Linked DNA regions of Homo sapiens: regions 1, 3, 4 and 5 are each linked to region 2. The links are chromatin contacts, found by Hi-C or POLR2A ChIA-PET in ENCODE. All regions are on one chromosome and are shown on one strand. The core of a region is the stretch at or near the end of the contact, and the rest is flanking DNA. Distances in the headings are between cores, read along the strand shown. Region 1 overlaps PMEPA1 (prostate transmembrane protein, androgen induced 1). Region 2 overlaps APCDD1L (APC down-regulated 1 like). Region 3 holds the start of NELFCD (negative elongation factor complex member C/D). Region 4 holds the start of CTSZ (cathepsin Z). Region 5 has its middle 42 kb from the start of CTCFL.

Region 1 (2,700 bases), core at 182-2,681, 780 kb after region 2:
GGCAGCATCTAGCAGAAATATTTATAGCTCATCCATTGAACTTTCCTTCCTCCAGGAGGAGTTGGTTTCTGCTGGCGATGGGGACACAGACTTGACAGGGAGTGGGTGCTGTTTCAGGGATTTTTTTTAAATCAAAAACTGGAGGAGTGTGGGTCACAGCCAGCGACGCAGCTGTGCCTCTCCTTCTCGTGTCCTTTCGTCTTCCAGGTGTGGGGCGGTGGGCACGGGAGCCTGCTCTGTAGCATTCAGCAGCCTCTTTACTGGGAGGGCAGTTAAAGGCTGACTTTGAAACTCCTCTGGGCCGGCGCCTAGGACCCCGACACTCCAGGGAGACCCAGAACCTGGGCCCCTAGTTACCAGTGACTTTGTGCTTAGGTATGCAAGGGCAGCGGGCTGTCATTTCCCCATTTTATGGATGAAACCACCGAGGCTCAGAGAACAGCTTGCCCAAGGTCACACAGGGAACCGCTGGTGGAGCTGGTCCCCCGCTCTGAGCACCATTCACACTCAGCTCAAGCCTTCATTCCCACTGGGAGCCTTTGCTACGCCGTCACCTCCCATCGAAGGTAGCTGTGTCTGTCTGTGTGTAATAGTGACCTAAGGAAGGAGGACAGACCCGGTATTTGGGCGAATCACCCATCTTCTGTTCATTTATCCAGTAGGTGAGCTCCTTCCCTGTGCCACTGGAGATGGGAGGACCTGGTGAATGGAACAGGCCTGAGCCTGCCCTCAGGGAGCTACTAGTCTGGTGCAGATGGGAAACAGAGTCAGATACTGAACGGAGGAGGAGATTCGACAGTGTCACATGACTGTGCCTGGGGGCTGCTTTATTGGTCTGAGAGGGTCTCTCAGCAGGGCTGACCTTGTGCTGAGAATGAGGGATGAGAAGGAGTCAGCGGTGGGAAGACCTTGGGGGGAGTACCTCAGGCAGAGAGGAGAAGCCGAGAGGGTGAGGTCTGCTAAGCTAGGTGTGGTGGCCATGTCCAGTTCCCAGCTGGCCGTGTCACCTTGAGGGGGGACTGACCAGGTTGCAGTTCCTTCTTCTGTAAAATGAGGGGGTGACTAAAGCGTACACAAGTTCTGATTCTGGGAAAACCACAGAGAATCGAGTTTTGTAAGGTGCTGCCAGCAGGGGAGGAGGTGGAGGGTACGTGGAGAGCTCTATTATTGCTTACAGAATTGAACGTGAAACGACAATGGTTGCTAAATTAAAAAGTTGGTTATTTTAAGCAGTGAAAGGTCTGGGAGGGCCGTTCCCTTCTTGATGCTGGGACCACCCTTGTAAGAGGCAGCGCCACACCATCCTCACGGTCGTCTCAGGCAGGGGACACCCTAGAGAGGTCTCTCGCTGTCACCCGCAGATGGCAGAAGTGGGACTGGCTCCGGGGCAACCCCTGGTTGCCTCGCACAGGGCTCCCTCCCTGGCAGGAAGGAGGCCCATGCAGGGTGAGGGTGCCCTCAGGAGCTCAGGCAGGCGGCAGGTTTGGAGGGACGGGGGTTCCCAGTGGCAGTGATGGAGGGGTGTTTCTCATTCCCCACTGCCGTGATTCCATGCAAGTGGATGGAGCGTGCTGGAGAGGTCAGGAAGGAGCATGGGCGCCTGCCTCACCCCTGCCCCACCAGCACTCAGGCAGGCCTCACAAATCACAATGGGCCCTGTCCCTGGTAGCACCCAGGGTTGATGAATGGGGACTCCCAGGCCCTGGGGCACTTGGAAATCCCTCATGCAAAAGGTGGAAACTAGAAGTTGTCCTGCAGATTGACATTCTCAGAACTCCTTCCCTCCCTTCCTCACTGACCCGGCCCCGACCCGTGGGATGATTTTCATTCTCCTGCCTCCAGAGAAGGACCTGTGCTTACGTCCTCACGCAGACTGCTCTCCGCCACTTTCCCTCACCCATGTATTCATTTCACAAGCATTTACGAAGTGCCTCCTGTGTGTCTGGCATGGTGGTTGGTGCCAGTGTGCGTTGATCGGTGATCAAGGTGGTTGCGACTCCAGCCTACAGAAATGTACAATCCAAGTGTGAAATGAACAACTGCCCTTTCCTAAGCGTTTGCTTTCAAAGCAGATGTTTTTAGACTAAGTTGTTGTTATTCTTCAAACCGGTTGTGTGTGGTTTCAGTCCCTGCTTCTGTCTTCACATTGAGGCCTAATTAGGAATCAGCTGTTGCCTAGCTAATGTTTATTGAGCAAGCACTATGCACCCGGCACTGTGCCTGAGATATTCACTATCATCTGATTTAATCCAGAGTTTCTCGACCTTGGTGCTGACGTTTGGGCTCAATAATTCTTTTCTGTGGGGGACTTCCCTGTGCGTGGCAGGGTGGATGTTTAGCTACTTCCCCTCGCCCACTGGATGCTAGTAACACCCCCTCCCAGTTGTGGCAACCACAAGTGTTTCCAGATATGGCCAGATGTCCCCTGGGGCAAAATCATCTCCGGTAGAAGAACCACACCTTAGCCCTAGCAGCTGCCCTTGAGGTCCCAGTCCCTTCATCTGCAGAATGCGGGTGTTGACGGGACTCCCCAAAGCGGCTCCTTGGGAGCTTTGAATGATATAATGCACTTAAAGCTCTTAGCACAACCCAGCTAAAGCTGGAGTGGCTGCAGCTCTCCCCGCTGGTGTGTCTGAGTGTCTGACGGGCAGAAGTCGTTTTTACCATCCACTCATCCCCCGACGGTTCCCTGGGGCTTGC
Region 2 (2,700 bases), core at 93-2,592:
GTGCCTGCCTGACAAAGGAAGAGAATCTCCGAATGTGTATCTTTGGGCCCACCCTAGGGAGAGGTCGGGGTCACCAGGCTACATGGCGACATCTAGGCAGCTCCGCCTTGCCCAGCCTCCTTGCCATAATCCTAATATATTGGTGTCCTCTGCTCAGAGGGGACTGTCATCATGGTGGGAACAGGCTGTGCCTCCCCAGGGACTCTGCCCATGTTCCCAGGGCCTCATCTGTACACTGTGAAATTAACTGGCATCCTGGTGGGCCCAAGGGTTTTCAGGACTGGGGGCCAATGACTCACCCCCTCCTTCCTCCTCCTGATCCCTATCTCTAGCTCTTATCACAGATTTTGAACAATTGTCTGTGAGGTTAATGATGGTTTCAGAGGGAAGCCCTTTTCCTCCCTGAGACTGTGTGGGGTTCAGTCAGCCTGCTGAAATTGCTTCCACTTATTACCCATCCTTCCTCTTAAAAAAAAAAAAAGCCCACCAAGTTAGTATTCTCTGTAGCTCTCAGACAGCTACAAGTGTTCCTGGCATATTTACCAAAGTACAAGAAATCATTACATTATTTACGGTCTCAGACTACATCAGGGTTGGGGGAGCTCCTGGTGGGGATGGCAGTGGGTGTCGATGATATGTCCACGGCTGAGCAGGTCTTGTATCCGAAGCTTGAAGTAACCATGCCACCATTTATCATCAAATTTGAACCTTTTAATAAAATTAAACAGCCTGAAAAATGTTCTTGCTGGTTATTAAAGTCAACCAAGGGAATTACAGTTCTAAAGAAAGGAAGTGGAGTGTCTTCCAGAGAATGTGTGAAAGAGAATAAAACCAGTGGAGGTAAACCCCAGCTCTCTCAGTTCTGCTTTCATGCCACTGCCTGTCCTGCTGAAAACCCCCCAGGGGCTTCCACTGCACTCAGAATAAAAGCCCGACTTCTGGCTCGCTGTTGCCTGCAAGGCTCAGCCACGCCTCCACATGCCCCGGCCACACTGGCCTTCTCTCTGTTTCTTGATCACAGGAGCTCTTGCTGCCTTGGGGCCTTTGCACAAGCCCTGATTTCCGCCTAGCCTCTCTTCCCCCAGACCTTCAGAAGTTGAGCACTTTCTTTTCAATCAAGTCTCAGACCAGATGTTGTCTCCTGAAGATGTCACCATTCGCATCCCAAAGAGCAGCCCCATTTCCCTGGTCCTTCTGTCAGTCCACTGCATCACAGTTGTATGTTCTTTGTCATGAAAACTGATCACTGGCGGAAATGACCTTATTTGCCTAGAATGTAAGCTCCAACGAAAAAGACTCGGCTCTGACTCGCTTCCTGCGATCTTTCCGGAAGGGTCCAGTGTGCCTGGTGCATGGTAGAAAGAACTTCAATAAATATGTGACTCAGTAAATGTTGGTTATCCCTGTTAAGCCTCACACTGAGACCCGTGAACGGATCACCTCCATCTACCAGATTCAGCGACCCTCGAGAGGCCCAGCTGAGTCAGTGAGAGGTGTGTGAGTCTCTGCGTCTTGCGCGCGAGGACACTAAGGCACAGAGAGAAGGGGCTGGGCTCCAGAGCCTGAGATCCGGGCCTCTGTATCACAGCCCACGGGCTTGGGGTGTCCTCCTCACTCTTGGAGGGAATAGGATTCCTTGATTTTATTTGGGGAAGGCAATTTAGTGTTGCTTCGTGGGATGCCATCCCTAATGAGAAGGAGTGTGTTGAGCAGGACAGCAGCTTCCTGGATCCCCTCAGTTGGACTTAGTTGCTCTCTGCTCGCTGGGGCTTGTTAGTTTGGGGGCAGGTGATGCTGCTCGGAGCTACGAAGGCTGAAGAAAGGGCAACCATCCCTTTTCTCCCAGGCAGAAGGTCAGGGCTTCCAAGACTCTGGGCTGATAAAGGAAGGGGTCATTTCAGAGGCTGAGGGGCTGAGACTGTCTGGTACAGGGCCAGAGGCCCATGGGCACCAAGCCTTCCTTCCAGCCCTTTGCTCCCGCCCCTTAAGTCTCTGCCCTTCACATAAAACGTGAGAGCGCTCTCATCTACAGACGGGGAGGAAAGCCTAGAGTCCTATTTCCAGATAAAATTAATGTTCTCCATTGCATGTTCAGTCACGTTGAAAGGTGGGGGGTGGGTGGGAAGCCCATGCAGTTGATAATTTCATTGTGCAACTCCCAGGAGAGCAAATGAGCTTTTTTTCTTTAATAAAAAGTTGAAATTGTATACAGCTCTCAGAGGTCCATTAACTAACAGATGCTGGTTATCAAAAGAAGCTCTTTGCCTTTCACTAAGCGCATGCTTTTAATCTCCCAGCGGTGCTACCGGGCTGAACAGCAGTGTGTGGCTTGGTGACGCAGGCCCACCAGCACGTGGCCCTGGTCTGTGCATCCTCTCCTGGGGGCACAGGTGACTCAGACACGAGGGACTGGAGCTTTCTGACGCAGAATGTAGCACTGCATCAGGGCCTGGTCAGGGCTGATTCATACCCATTAGCATCGCAGACCGGAGACAAGCAGGGAAGAGCTGTTCCCACTTCAAGAGGGGACTTGAACAGTAGCGTGCAGCCTCCAGTCCGCTCCTGATGGTTCTGAGACTGAAAGCCTGCTCCTTCTCACACACACAACCCCGCTTAAATGGATGTCAGCATGAGCACAAATGACCTGTCGACATTCCCTAAAACCACCCTTCCAAGCTTCCAGACAGACCCTCCTCCTGC
Region 3 (2,700 bases), core at 43-2,542, 520 kb before region 2:
CCCCACTTCATCCTTTATTCCCTTATAATACCACTTCAAAATGCACCAGACATCCCCAATCTTGATTGTTGTTAAAAATGCAAGTTCCTGGGCCACGAGCAGTGGCTCACGCCTGTAATCCCAGTACTTTGGGAGGCAGAGGTGGGTGGATCACCTGAGGTCAAGAGTTTGAGACCAGCCTGGCCAACAAGGTGAAACCCCCTCTCTACTCAAAATTTTAAAAATTAGCTGGGCATGGTGGTGGGTGCCTGTAATCCCAGCTATTCGGGAGGCTGAGGCAGGAGAATCGCTTGAATCCGAGAGGCAGACGTTGCAGTGAGCCGCGATGGCGCCATTACACTCCAGCCTGGGCAACAAGAGCGAAACTCCACCACAAAAAAAAAAAAAAAAAAAAAAAAAAAAAAAAATGCAAGTTCCCAGGCTCCCGTCCAGACCAACTGTTGGGCCGTCTCCAGGGGAGGGACGTGAGAAGCTACATTTCAATCATGCGCCTCAGTTGGGTCTTTAGAGTAAGGTGGGGACACACTGTCCAGACTAGAGCTACCTGCCCTGGCTCTGCAGTCCCTGTCCTCAGGGTGGAACAGTGATCCCTCCTGGGCTTCCACCCCAAACCCTGGAAGGTCAAGGCCCGAAAATCCTTTCCATCAGTTTGCCCAAAAACAGATGAAATCAGCCCAAGGTGCTGAAGAGTACAGTTTATAAAACAGTAAAGCACATGTAGGAATGCCCTAAGTTCTACTTTTTCCTCATGATGCTGCTGTGAAGTTTTTCCACTTTATTTTTGTTTAAAAGTCTGTGAGCTCCGGACCCAACCCTCCACCTTAGCGTTGGTGTCCCGCCCGCCGCGGGGGTCGCAGGGCCGGCGCCGGGCCTGGCCGGAGCGAGGGGGTACTGGGGGCCTCGGGCCGCCCCGCGCCAGAGCCTCCGGCGCCTCACCCCCACCCCAAGGTCCTGCAGGCGAGGAGGCGGGGACCCCGGCGGCCGCGCCGCGGGACCCCGGGCGGGCGGGGGCGGGGCGGGCTGTGCTTGAACCACACGGTGACCGCGCGGGCCGTGCGCGCGCACACCCCCCGCACGCCCGCAGCCTCGCGCCGCGCGGCCTCTCCGGGAGTGGGGCCGGCCCGCCGGCGGCGGAGACGAACGATTCTCTCTAGGGTGCGCCCAGTGCCCCGCCTCACCTGGCCGCCGTCAGCCTCGTCGCCCCACTCGGCCGCGCTCCCGTAGTAGTCCTCGTCCATGATGGCGCCCGGCACGGCCCCCGCCATGCCCTCCCGCGAGCGAGCGCGGCGCATGCGCGAGGCGGGGACGGGCGGGCGGGCGCACGCGCGGCCGCGCGCCTCGGCCCGGGCGGGAGGCGGGGCCTGGAAGAAGGGGCGGGGCCTGGAGGAAGGGCAGGGCCGCGGGCTCGGCACTGGGAACAAAGGGGACCGGCGGAAGGAACGCCCCCAGTCGATCCCGGAGCGATGCCCGGGTGGACCAGGGGCTTAGCTCCGGAGAGAGGTTTCCCACTGGATTCGTGCACAGCCCCTCCCCTGCGGCGCCGGCTCTGCGAGCCCCAGTTTCCTCATCTGGCAGCTGGAAACAAATCCTTCCGGAAGTGTCCAGGACCCACGAAAGTGTTTTAATTTCTTTTAGTTTTGGTAAAAAGTACTAAACGCGACCGGGCGTGGGGGCTCACGCCTGTAATCCCAGCACTTTGGGAGACCGAGGCTGACGGATCACTTGAGGTCAGGAGTTCGAGGCCAGTCTGGCCAACATGGTGAAACCCCGTCTCTGCTCAAAATACAAAAATTAGCCGGGCGTGGTGGCATGCGCCTGTAATCCCAGGTACTCGGGTGACTGAGGCAGGAGAATCGCTTGAACCCGGGAGGCGGAGGTTGCAGTGAGCCAAGATCGCACCATTGCACTCCAGCCTGAGCGACAGAGCGAGACCCTATCTCAAATAAATAAATACATACATAAAAAGGGCAGGGCACGGTGGCTCACGCCTGTAATCCCAACACTTTGGGAGGCCGAGGCGGGCGGATCACCTGAGGTCAGGAGTTCGAGACCAGCCTGGTCAACATGGTAAAACCCCTTCTCTACTAATAACACAAAAATTAGCTGGGCATGGTGGCGGGCGCCTGTAGTCTCAGCTACTCAAGAGGCTGAGTCACGAGAACCGCTTGAACCCAGGAGGTGGAGGTTGCAGTGAGCCAAGATCACACCACCGCACTCCAGCCTAGGCAACAGAGTGAAACTGTGTCAAAAAAAAAAAAAAAAAGAAAAAGAAAAAGAAAGAAAGAAGAAAGAAAGAAAAGAAAAGAAAAAAGAAAAGAGAAGAAAAAGTACTGAATGCAGTGGAAAGTAGCATTTTTAATTTTTTATAAAGTGGAAGATAGGCCCACAAAGCAAAAGTGCCCAGAGCTGACAAAAATCTCTGGAGAAAGGACCTCTCTGGTCGTTGCCAAAGGGAGCAGCTGACGCTGTTGTAAAGCCCGCAGCTCGATTCCCAGCGTGAAGTAGGGGGTGAGAATATGACAGCCTCCTGATGATCACGGAAAGGTTTTTGTTTGGTTGTTGTGTTTTTGTTTTGTTTTAATTTTAGATTCGGTGCGTGTGCAGGTTTGTTACATTGGTATATTGCGTGATGCTTCTAATCCTTTCGGCAACTTTTTCAGCCTTTACCCCCCTCCACACCTTCTGCCTTTTGGAATACCC
Region 4 (2,700 bases), core at 18-2,517, 550 kb before region 2:
CTCTTTCCACTCCTTTTATGCCCAGAGGTTGGGAGGCCTCGCTCCCACCCCCACCGCCAGCTCAAGCTTGGGGACTTCTCCCAGGATGGCCACCCCACCCCGCCTTCTGATGACTGATGGACACTAATGGTTTCCATGAGCGACTTGCCAAACAAATAAGAGACACATCAGTAGGTAGAGCCCCGGGGCCACACTTTGCCTCAGTGACCACTTTTTGGGGAACAAGGACTGAAACTTCTGGGCTGACGAAGCAGCTCTCCAGCCTTGCTCTCCACTCGGACAGTCATGCGGGGATTCCATGGCCACCTCAGCGCTTCCGGGAATGGTCATGGAAGCTTCTGGAAGTCAGGAGGCAGCCACTGTGACTTCCCCTTGCCCACGTGGCACGCTTGGAATGTGGTGAGTGCCACTGAGTATGGAGAGAGTCAGGCAAGCTCATCTGTGGGCCCTGTGCCAAGGGCCCCCAGCAGGGGCCTGTCAGGTCGCAGCCCAGAATGCCGGGCCCTGTTCTTACCAGAGAAGAAGGCCATGGTGTGGGCCCAAGGGCCATGACAAACAGAGGGGCCGCAGGGAGCGAGAAGCCCTCCCCCAGTTACAAAACCACGTCCTGGGGGGCCACTTCTGCTTTTGGTTCCTCATTTGACTAAGAAGAGTTTCGTTAGCAGAAAACCTTTTCAAGGCGTCTTTGGAAGTCACATTGGATAACTCCTGATGCCTGCGCCAAGTGGAATCTTCCTTTGGGGCATTTTCTAGAAGGATCCCTCCTTCCTTCTCTGCAAAAGGGAACCGTCCCCCCGAAAGGGCCTGGGCCTTTGGGAAAAGGGGTTTAGAAAGCCAGGCGCGGGGACCCTTCTTTGGGGGCGGTGGCCGCATCCCAGGATCCCTTCCTAGGGGAGGCCTGGGCCCAGATGTGAGGCTGGGGGCCTCTCCCCAGGGCTCAGGGCCCCAGGAATGCAGGGCCAAGGGGGCCCATGAGCCTGCGGCCCCCCACCCCGAAGCCAGGAACCCCGGCAAATGAGTCCAGCCGGACAGTCCCGCGCTCAGGGCGGCGGCCGGCGGCGGGGTCAGGCTGGGGTCTGCCCGGCGACCTCGCGCCTGGCCCGCGAGTTCAGGTGCCCCGGAGCCAGGGAGGGAGCGGGGCGCGGAGCCGGGCGGGGAGGGCAGGGGTCACCGGGCGGGGCAGGAGCAGCGATGGGACAGCCCCGCCCCGGGGGAGTGTCCCGGCCTGGCCGCCGCAGCCTTAAGGGCCGGGCGGGGCAGGGGCCCAAAGTGCGGGGTCGGCCGGGTGCTGGGCCGAGGCCGAGGCCGGGGCGGGATCCAGAGCGGGAGCCGGCGCGGGATCTGGGACTCGGAGCGGGATCCGGAGCGGGACCCAGGAGCCGGCGCGGGGCCATGGCGAGGCGCGGGCCAGGGTGGCGGCCGCTTCTGCTGCTCGTGCTGCTGGCGGGCGCGGCGCAGGGCGGCCTCTACTTCCGCCGGGGACAGACCTGCTACCGGCCTCTGCGGGGGGACGGGCTGGCTCCGCTGGGGCGCAGGTGGGCACCGGCGGGGAGGCAGCCCTGGGGGGACGGGAGGCCCATCGCCCGGGCCAGGCGCGCGCTCTGCCTCCTGGGGGCCCTGCGTCGCCAACAGGCCTTGGAAGGTCAGATCCAGCCGCTTCGTTTTGGGGGTCGCTCCTTCTCTTCCACATCCAGGGTGAGCCCTGATGTTTGTGGGGTTGGACAAGCCCCACCTGGCCAGAAAGCCAGGCCAGCCCCACCTCCTCGGCCTCTGGGGGTGGCCCTTACGGCGCGGCATGGCTGGGGGAGCAACCCGGTTCCCTCCTTTCGGGGGTGCCCTGCCTCCTTCACATTCTGAGAGCGCTGGAGCCTCCTAGTGTGAGGTGGGCCCACACCTGGCTCACCTCTGGTGATTGTGGCCCCACTCCCATGCCCTCAGGTGTTGGGAAAGGCGGGAGGGCCCTACCGAGGGCTTCCTGGGCCCACGGCCCCCGGGAGCCCCAGCACCGATCTGGGTGGGGATGATCTCTTCTCAGCACATACCCCCGGCCTCATGAGTACCTGTCCCCAGCGGATCTGCCCAAGAGCTGGGACTGGCGCAATGTGGATGGTGTCAACTATGCCAGCATCACCCGGAACCAGCACATCCCCCAATACTGCGGCTCCTGCTGGGCCCACGCCAGCACCAGCGCTATGGCGGGTGAGTGGCCGCCCTTTGACTGTGGGCCAGGAAAGCCCATCCCGGCTGCCTGTTTATAGGCCCAGGCAGCTCAGCCCGCGGTTCCAGGGGCCTGTGATTCAAGGCCAGGTCAGCCTGGGCTGGGGTGCTAAGGCCGAGGAGCGCGGGCCTTTGCCCTCTGCTGAGGTGACCCAAGCTGGGTCATTCTGGGGCTTTTGGGTGACAGGCAGGACTAGGACTGAATCCCAGTGACAAGTGGCTGCCAGGTGCCCTCTCTCCCCCAAAGCTTGTGACCTCAGCCATTGGGATAGAAACAGAAATGCAAAATCACTGAGTCCCCAGGCTGTATTTGAGGATACAGAAGTAAACTGCTTCTCAGCACAGATGAAAGCCTGTCCTGGGCTTGGAATATTGGGTGAGGCTAGTTGGCTACAGCCCATGGCCTAACCTGGTCACTACCTCCAGCCTGGTGGGTTTCTATCTTAGGCTTTTGGCAGGAGTAGGGTAGGGAGGCTCTTAGCA
Region 5 (2,700 bases), core at 113-2,612, 980 kb after region 2:
GGGCGCGGTGGCTCAAGCCTGTAATCCCAGCACTTTGGGAGGCCGAGGCAGGCAGATCACGAGGTCAGGAGATGGAGACCATCCTGGCTAATACAGTGAAACCCCGTCTCTACTAAAAAAAAAAAAAAAAAAAAAAAAAAAAAAAATTAGCCAGGCGTGGTGGTAGGTGCCTGTAGTCCTAGCTACTCAGGAGGCCGAGGCAGGAGAATGGTGTGAACCCAGGAGGCGAAGCTTGCAGTGAGCCGAGATCACGTCACTGCACTCCAGCCTGGGCGACAGAGCAAGACTCCATCTTAAAAAAAAAAAAAAAGAAAATTGGCCATCTTAGCCATGATACGTACAGTTCAGGGGTGTTAGGCACATTCCCCTTGTTGTACTCCCATCTCCAGAACTCTTTTCATCTTGCCGAACTGAAACTCTGCCCCCATTAAACATTAACTCCGTATCCCCCTCCACCCAGCCCCTGGAGACCTCCATTCTCCTTCCCATCCCTTATGAATTTCACTACTCTATGTGCCTGGGTTATTTCACTGAGCATAATTCACTGAGGTTCATCCATGCTGTAGCCTGTGTCAGAATTTTTTTACCTTTTTAAGGGTGAATAATTTTCCTTTGCATGAGGGGGATCACATTTTGTTTATCTGTTTATCTATTGATGACACTTGGGTTGGACAGTTCTCATTTTTAAAACTTGAAGTTTAATTAAGTGAGAATGAATCGACACTGGAGGGAGAAAGGATCTCCTCAGAGGTGAGCGAAAAGCCCCCCACTCCCAGTGCACATGCCCCAAGGACCACAGCACTGTTGAGAGGTCACCAGAACATGACAGAAGACAAACTGAAATCACGGCAGTGCCTCTCCCCTCTTGCCAGGGTGGGGCTCTGTATTTGCATTGACCAGGACAGGGTCATCCAGGGGCCCAACTCTGAGAATGTTCCCGACCTGTCTGGAGCCATGCCCCCTCCTGCTCTGCTCCATCCTCCCGCAAAGCAGCAGCCGGATGAAACAAAGCTCATGTTTCACCAGGCCCCATGGTAAATGCTATTGGAACCCCCAAAAGTTTTCTGAAGACTGGGTTTGTTCTTATTACTTAAGGTTGATCTAATCCATCCCAAGACTTGCATTGCTGAAACAGACTGTAGCAGAAACACATGATTCTCACCCATTTAGGGATTTTTCGCACGTCCAGACACATGACAGTTAGCGTATTAGTCGGTTTTCACACTGCTGATAAACACATACCCGAGACTGGAAAGTAAAAGTGGTTTAATTGGACTTACAGTTCCACATGGCTGGGGAGGCCTCACAATCATGGCGCGAGGTGAAAGACACTTCTTACTTGGCGGCGGCAAGAGAACATAAGGAAGATGCAAAAGCGGAAACCCCCGATCAAACCGTCAGATCTCATGAGACTTATTCGCTACCATGAGAACAGTATGGGGGAAACTGCCCCCATGATTCAAATGATCTCCCACCATGTCCCTCCCACAACACGTGGGAATTATGGGAGTATAATTCAAGATGAGATTCAGGTGGGGACACAGAGCTAAAGCATACCAGTTAGTAAATGACAGTAGAGAAGCCCACTTTCCCATAAGTCAGCGAGCCTGTCTTTATAAATGGCTCAAAGGTTTCCTTCTAACTAAAAAAAGGGGAGAAAAAAGGGTCCCTTTTGTCCCTGACATATGAAAGCCAGCATTTTCTGAGGCAGCTGCATTCCCTGATTGGGGCCGAGGGCCGGACCCTGGGCTCCTCCCTTCCTTGACCCTCCCTGCCCGCGCCAGGCCTCGGGTTCTCTGGGAAATTGAATTGGATCCTGGTTTCCCATCAAATCCAGCAACTGCCCATCAGCTCAGGATGCCTTCCATAACTATCTGTAGCATTTGCTCCCCAAATTTACTTAAATAATTTTAAAAGAAAACTCTACTGTTACCAAAAATGGAAAATCATTTTCTTAATAAGCAGGAGGGATCCCCCAAAGTGAATGCATTGAACCCTCCTCGTGTCTTTAACTTCTGTTGGAGGCTGGGACACAGGAGGCTGGCTGCCAGTGGAGCCTGCCCGAGTGTGAAAGTCAGGCTCACCCCTAAATAAGAAACCTCTTTGTAATCACAAGGATTGGAAAATAACTGGAAAGGGCAGACCTGCCTCAGCTCGGGACTCTATGTTTTTAAGTACTGTGCCCATGCACTTCCACAATTCATCTTGCAAGGCTGCAAGCCACTTAGAAATGAGTGCTGAAAAAACAGAAGCCTTGAACGTGAGGGATGCGGGCTACAGGGCGTTTCTGTCCAGCCACCTGCACGGCCTTCATTCAGCTGAGGTGTCCGTGAGCACTGCACAAGAAGTACCAATTACAAGGCCAGTCCAGGGCTCCGGAGTCAAATTAAAACTGTGTCCCAGTTCCTGCCCCACCGCTAGGTGACCTTAAGCAAGGCCCTAGACTTCTGGGAGCCCGATTTCCTCAAGCCAATCAATACACGTTAATTGAATGCGCTTCCCAGCTACCAGGGAAATGGGGAGGAGAAAATGTGGTTTTCACCATAAGGATGCCGAAGACCTCTCCTTGCCCTCTCCTCCCCCTCTCCTCCCCCTCTCCTCCCCCTCTCCTCCCCCTCTCCTCCCCCTCTCCTCCCCCTCTCCTCCCCTTCTCCTTCCTGTTTCCTTCCTGTTGCTTGGGGTCCTGCAGAGCAGGTGCCC

Evidence for each region. Hi-C counts contacts between places; a loop is a spot of excess contacts on that map. ChIA-PET counts read pairs that join two places held with the same protein, here RNA polymerase II (POLR2A). Pooled maps may share reads with other maps.
Region 1: a map with no recorded cell type shows a loop between it and region 2 (11-fold over the local background). The contact joins two enhancer-like sites. A Hi-C loop is called at or near these places in 7 of 37 single-sample maps with no recorded cell type and 5 of 50 pooled maps.
Region 3: a pooled map shows a loop between it and region 2 (4-fold over the local background). The contact joins the promoter of NELFCD here to the enhancer-like site in region 2. A Hi-C loop is called at or near these places in 2 of 50 pooled maps. POLR2A ChIA-PET finds 5 or more read pairs at or near these places in 4 of 52 experiments (AG04450, WTC11 and activated B cell).
Region 4: a loop to region 2 is called in a map of GM12878, with 2.2 times the contacts of the local background. The contact joins the promoter of CTSZ here to the enhancer-like site in region 2. A Hi-C loop is called at or near these places in 1 of 168 maps with a recorded cell type or tissue (GM12878), 6 of 37 single-sample maps with no recorded cell type and 4 of 50 pooled maps. POLR2A ChIA-PET finds 5 or more read pairs at or near these places in 3 of 52 experiments (AG04450 and WTC11).
Region 5: a map of sciatic nerve shows a loop between it and region 2 (10-fold over the local background). The contact joins two enhancer-like sites. A Hi-C loop is called at or near these places in 2 of 168 maps with a recorded cell type or tissue (GM12878 and sciatic nerve), 5 of 37 single-sample maps with no recorded cell type and 3 of 50 pooled maps.

Annotation. Positions count from the first base shown.
Region 1 is chr20:57,680,087-57,682,786 of GRCh38, reverse strand. All of the region lies in intron 1 of PMEPA1 (prostate transmembrane protein, androgen induced 1), which reads left to right. Among named protein-coding and RNA genes, the nearest start is that of PMEPA1, 29 kb to the left of the region's middle. RefSeq lists enhancers at 321-821, 1,131-1,180, 1,271-1,330, 1,741-1,850, 2,231-2,300 and 2 more and a silencer at 749-912. Within about 2 kb of position 1,431, at least 10 of the 41 ENCODE cell types and tissues checked have a DNase peak (open chromatin) inside an H3K27ac peak, as active enhancers do.
Region 2 is chr20:58,457,138-58,459,837 of GRCh38, reverse strand. APCDD1L (APC down-regulated 1 like) reads left to right here. Exons shown (of 4, transcript NM_153360.3): 4 at 1-737. Among named protein-coding and RNA genes, the nearest start is that of APCDD1L-DT, 57 kb to the left of the region's middle. RefSeq lists enhancers at 804-913, 1,044-1,183. Within about 2 kb of position 1,342, at least 2 of the 41 ENCODE cell types and tissues checked have a DNase peak (open chromatin) inside an H3K27ac peak, as active enhancers do; they include GM12878, where a contact is called at or near this core.
Region 3 is chr20:58,979,848-58,982,547 of GRCh38, reverse strand. It overlaps NELFCD (negative elongation factor complex member C/D), which reads right to left and starts at 1,292. Exons shown (of 15, transcript NM_198976.4): 1 at 1,179-1,292. The coding sequence starts at 1,238. RefSeq lists an enhancer at 534-1,034 and a silencer at 957-1,436.
Region 4 is chr20:59,005,821-59,008,520 of GRCh38, reverse strand. It overlaps CTSZ (cathepsin Z), which reads left to right and starts at 1,267. Exons shown (of 6, transcript NM_001336.4): 1 at 1,267-1,535; 2 at 2,036-2,199. The coding sequence starts at 1,393. RefSeq lists enhancers at 14-93, 234-343, 364-523, 1,204-2,015 and a silencer at 984-1,583.
Region 5 is chr20:57,482,058-57,484,757 of GRCh38, reverse strand. No RefSeq gene overlaps it. Among named protein-coding and RNA genes, the nearest start is that of CTCFL, 42 kb to the left of the region's middle. RefSeq lists a silencer at 829-928 and an enhancer at 1,219-1,418. Within about 2 kb of position 1,362, at least 2 of the 41 ENCODE cell types and tissues checked have a DNase peak (open chromatin) inside an H3K27ac peak, as active enhancers do; they include GM12878, where a contact is called at or near this core.